Linked DNA regions of Homo sapiens: region 2 is linked to region 1. Evidence: read pairs that join two places in POLR2A ChIA-PET (ENCODE). Cell type or tissue: PC-9. All regions are shown on one strand.

The links. ChIA-PET counts read pairs that join two places held together with the same protein. Peaks named below come from ENCODE experiments on the same cell type or tissue, not always from the same donor. Only the 100,000 strongest peaks of a DNase experiment are listed, where the experiment ranks them.
Region 2: POLR2A ChIA-PET joins it to region 1 with 27 read pairs; 3 of 35 experiments call an interaction of 5 or more read pairs at or near these places.

What each region holds. Positions count from the first base shown.
Region 1 is chr1:52,866,221-52,868,720 of GRCh38, reverse strand. ZYG11A (zyg-11 family member A, cell cycle regulator) reads right to left here. Exons shown (of 14, transcript NM_001004339.3): 6 at 2,154-2,218; 7 at 1,083-1,182; 8 at 944-994. Among named protein-coding and RNA genes, the nearest start is that of ZYG11A, 25 kb to the right of the region's middle. In PC-9, no CTCF peak of the experiment used is centred here; a DNase peak (open chromatin) is centred at 1,060.
Region 2 is chr1:53,013,405-53,015,904 of GRCh38, reverse strand. It overlaps SCP2 (sterol carrier protein 2), which reads right to left. Exons shown (of 16, transcript NM_002979.5): 12 at 862-1,015. Among named protein-coding and RNA genes, the nearest start is that of PODN, 48 kb to the left of the region's middle. RefSeq lists an enhancer at 1,005-1,094. In PC-9, no CTCF peak of the experiment used is centred here; a DNase peak (open chromatin) is centred at 984; H3K4me3 peaks cover 1,717 bases; H3K27ac peaks cover 1,011 bases.

The DNA.
Region 1 (2,500 bases):
CCACCTCCTGGGCTCAAACAATCCTCGTGCCTCAGCCTCCCAAGTAGCTGGGATTACAGGACGCACCACCACACCCAGCTAATTTTCATATTTTTGTATTTTTAGTAGAGACGGGGTTTCACCACGTTGTCCAAGATGGTCTCAATCTCCTGACCTCGTGATCCACCCGCCTCAGCCTCCCAAAGTACTGGGATTACAGGCGTGAGCCACAGCACCCGGCCCAGTGATATAAATTTTTTAGTGAACGATGTTAACACAATCATAACATAAATACTGATTAATGATTTATTTAAAATCATGATATAAATTTGTTGGGGACCAGAGGAGGAAGTAATTTGTAGAAAGATACGTAGGAGAGCTAAGTTCTTATCTACTGTAGCAGCAAAATCAGTAACACCTAAAACTGCTCAATCAAGAAACTACAGTATATGCATTTTATTTAGAAATGTGGAGGTATGGCCAGGCATGGTGGCTCACGCCTGTAATCCCTGCACTTTGGGATGCCGAGGCACGCAGATCACGAGGTCAGGAGTTCGAGACCAGCCTGGCCAACATGGTGAAACCCCGTCTCTACTAAAAATACAAAAATTAGCCAGGTGTGGTGACACCCGCCTATAATCCCAGCTACTCAGAAGGCTGAGGCAGGGGATCGCGTGAACCCAGGAGGCGGAGGTTGCAGTGAGCCGAGATCGCGCCACTGCACTCCAGCCTGGGCGACAGAGTGAGACTCTGTCTCAAAAAAAAAAAAAAAAAAAAAAAAAAGAAATGTGGAGGTACATACCAAAAGAAATAGCTACAAAATTAGAAAGTTTCTTCTGGGGAGAAAGTCTTACAGATTTCTCACCTTAATAGGCCTTTTGGAATGATTTGATTTTTTTTTTAAGCTATAATCATAAATTTGACTTTTTTTAAAAAAAGGTTATGAACATGACAAGGAACCTACCTTAACTGCCATGAAAAGCTCTTCAAGCTGTGCCGTTTGCTCAGGTGAGAGCTATAAGCAAACAGAAAGGCTCAAGTGAACTATGGAACCTGTATAAAAACTAGAGAGATAGACATCTTGCCTTTAAGAAATCACAAACCTGCAGAGCCAGAATAGAGGTGACACTCACTGCCATTGTTTGCATCTTGGGGTTTTCATGCTTACAGAGCCATCTCATGACAAACTTGGCAGCATCAAACCTGAAAAGCAGTATTTATTTTTCTCACAATTATATATAAAGTTTGTGAAACTACACAGAAGAAATCATTTGGCATTCCCCAAGTAATCCTATAATGAAAACAGTCTTGGACTTTTAAATCCTCAGCTATGAAAACCAAGAGCATTTGGCAGAGAGAAGACCAGGCAGGGGATAGGAGAGTATGCAAATAAGAACGTAAGCAAAATACACAGAATTTACATAAAGATGAGCAAATCTAAGAAAAAATGTATTTATCATTCAGTTTCTACTATGATAGGTCTGAAAAAGAAAGGGAGTTTCCAGAGTGGTAGCAATTTGTAATCTGAGTAGTAGACAATGCTAAAATGCTGCAGCAAACATCACTCAGTTACAAAGTGACTGAGCCTAAACCTTGTATTCACAAATCAGGGGCTTTGCTCTTGTTAGCTTGTGCCTCATTTCTCTGCTCTTTTATGTCAACTATTATAAATGTTTTAAAACTTGTGAATCTGAGAGACTGCAAAGGCCTCAAATCCTTCTGGAATGGCTAGGATGATGATGATTTTCTAAATAATTAAAAAGTAAATTACTAATAAAATAATAATTACATAACAAAATGAATAAATTACTAATATTCTTTATAATAGCCTGTACTTAAACTAGGAATTAAGTACTTTACAGACACTATCTTATCTAATGCTGGTAAGAGTCACTATTTTACAAATGAGGAAACTTATAATAAGCAAAGATAATGGAAGGGCTAGATCTTGAGTCCAAGTATGTTTGGCTCTCGGAGCCTGTTCTTACCCACTATCCTATACTAGAATCACTTTAGGAGACAACATTTTCTAGTAGGGTACTTCTAATCACTTCTCTGTGGAAGATGCTCAACAGAACCTTCTCTCCAAACACCTTATCCCAGCCTTAATCAGGCCTCTGCATTTAATAACCAAAGGCCAACACCCCAGTCAAATGACCAAGTCTTATACTTGCCTGTCAAATGGAACATCCACAAGAATCCTGGAATTGGTTAAGGAGAGAAGACAATTCTTCTGTAACTTTTAGAGAATAAAGAAAAATAATTTTGAACAAATGTAACATTCCATTCTAAACAAAGATTCCATGTATTTGGAAGTATTACTAGTGAGCTTTTCTTATTGAGAGCTCATTTGTGTACCAGCATTAAATTTTCATTTAATGCTGTAACTGATGACTGCCATGCAGGAATGAAGACTTGAGTAGGATTTTCCAACTTTAAAAATAAGGTAGAAATAAATGAGGAAAACCACCTTCCTAACTGTATTTTTAAAAAATCAACTCCCTTGGCCGGGTGCGGTGGC
Region 2 (2,500 bases), 150 kb before region 1:
GGAAAATAAAGACAAAGTTATTCAATTTCATTTAGATCCTGGTGGCCTTACCTGACACTGACCTCAGTGGTGAGGTAAAAATTAGACTGTGAGGTATTCCGGCTTGGAAAAATAAAGGTGGCTCAACATAAAAGGCTCATCATGAACAACAACAATTAAGGCAAGGAGAAAAAGAGATCTAAGGGAAGACCTGAACATGTATGCTGACAGAGGGAAAGGAGTCAATGGAAAGATAACCAAGTTACAGAAAGTGACTGGAAACAAAAGCATGGAACAAGGAAAGCTGAGCCTTTGACAGGAGGGGCGCTTTTTTCCTCTGGGGAGGAACATTTCTTTGAGAGATAAGCAAGGGAGTTGAGGGATCCTGAGTGGGATGCGAAAGAAAGTGCCTGCAAATTGAGGAGCATGGGCAGTTGAAGGAGAGGAAGAAAGTCAGCAAGAGACAAAAAGAATTCTAGCATCAACGAGGGCTTATTAGCTGGACTCGGAAATACAAATTTGCAAAGATCCAATCAGCACATTTAGTGACTCCCTAAACCACCTCAGAAGCCTGGAAGGCCATGAGGAGACCTGCCTAAATAACTTAGGTTGCTAGGGCCGAGACCCATACCCAGCTAGCTCAGGCTTCTAGTTCAGTACTCTCGTGACTATCCTGGGTCCTTTTTCAACAGAATTCACCTAAAGTTGGTTAAATTTAAAACCTGATGGCCACTTTTAAAGCCATGTTCTTAAAACAATGTAATGAGATACTTTTCCTTAAATACTAAGACAATAAAATAAGAAATTTTTACATGTAAAACATCATCAACTGTGAAAAGTCAGAAGGATTAACTGACACACAAAACTCTGAATGTCACTCACCTGGCGGCTTCCGGAAAACCCATCTTGTAGAGTGTTACAACCACAGCTCCTCCAATGCCTAAATTATGCTGCAGAGCCACCTTTGCACCAGGAACTTGCCTCTTTCCGGCTTCCCCTCTCAGCTGCCAGCAGAGTTCTGCACACTGAGCAAGACCTAACAAATCGAACACAGAGCACTGAGCTGCTTCCACCAGCTTTCTCAAGCCAGAAAAGGGATGTTTGTGACTTTAAATTAAAGCATTTGATTAAGCCGAGGCCACGTTTGTGTAAATAGTAACTTCTCTTAAAACACCGAAGGGTTTTGCAGCTAGTTATTTTCTCTCTAAATTTCTTTCCTGCACTCTTTCAACTTAACCTGTCGTTTTCTGGCATGTTGAAAGAGAAAACACCGAATCTACAATTCTCTAGTCCAGGGAAAATGGCATAAAAATAATTTAATTTTACCATTTTTAATGTATTAAAAGAAAATAAACAAGGATTTGGAAGTTCACATTCCCTAAAAGTTTAGCTGGTATGGGAAATTTTTCCTATTATTTTCCTCCAAGTAGTTCCCAACAACAATGAGTTGTTTTCCAGACCTATTCACAGATATTCACAAGAAAGGTTCTGGATTCAAAAGGATAACATTCTGTCCCCTGAATAATAAAATCAAAGATGTTTAGAGCTGAAAGGAACTTACTGATGTAAACACTGAGAAACAGAAAGGTTAATCTGTGAATGGTTACAAAGCAGGCTAATTTCAGAGGTAAGGTTAGAACCCATGACTCCAGATGTATATTTGTTTGCCTTTCTATCGGACCAGCTATTGAAGGAGAGCTGGGTTAAGAATGTTCTATCAGGGCCGGGCGCGGTGGCTCACGCCTGTAATCCCAGCACTTTGGGAGGCCGAGGAGGGCAGATCACGAGGTCAGGAGATCAAGACCATCCTGGCTAACACGGTGAAACCCCGTCTCTACTAAAAATACAAAAAAAAAAAAAAAATTAGCCGGGCGTGGTGGCAGGCGCCTCTAGTCCCAGCTACTAGGGAGGCTGAGGCAGGAGAATGGCGTGAACCCGGGAGGCAGAGCTTGCAGTGAGCTGAGATCGGGCCACTGCACTCCAGCCTGGGCGACAGAGCAAGACTCCGTCTCAAAAAAAAAAAAAAAAAAAAAAAAAAAAAAAGAATGTTCTATCAGGGCAGACTGGTCTGCAGGTCTACTACTTACAGTGCCTATTCTTCCATACACATCCCCAGCCACAACTTCCAATTCCTGAGTACCTGTGACAATTTCCTGTATAAACCCCAACTTCCCCAAGAAATTTAACTGCTGCTTTTCATTTCTAAGCAGTGTCTATATATTTACAGACCATGTATCTTAAACACTATTTAAAAATAGGTAGCTCCCAGTGTGGACAACATAGCAAGACCTCATCTCTACTAAAAATAAATTTATTTTATTTATTATGTTTGAGACAGAGTCTTGCTCTGTTGCCCAGGATAGAGTGCAGTGGCACGATCTTGGCTCACTGCAACCTCCACCTCCCAGGTTCCAGCGATTCTCCTGCCTCAGCCTCCCAAGTAGCTGGGACTCCAGGCATGCGCCACCACTCCCAGCTATTTTTTTTTTTTTTTTTTTTTTTTTAGTAGAGACGGGGTTTC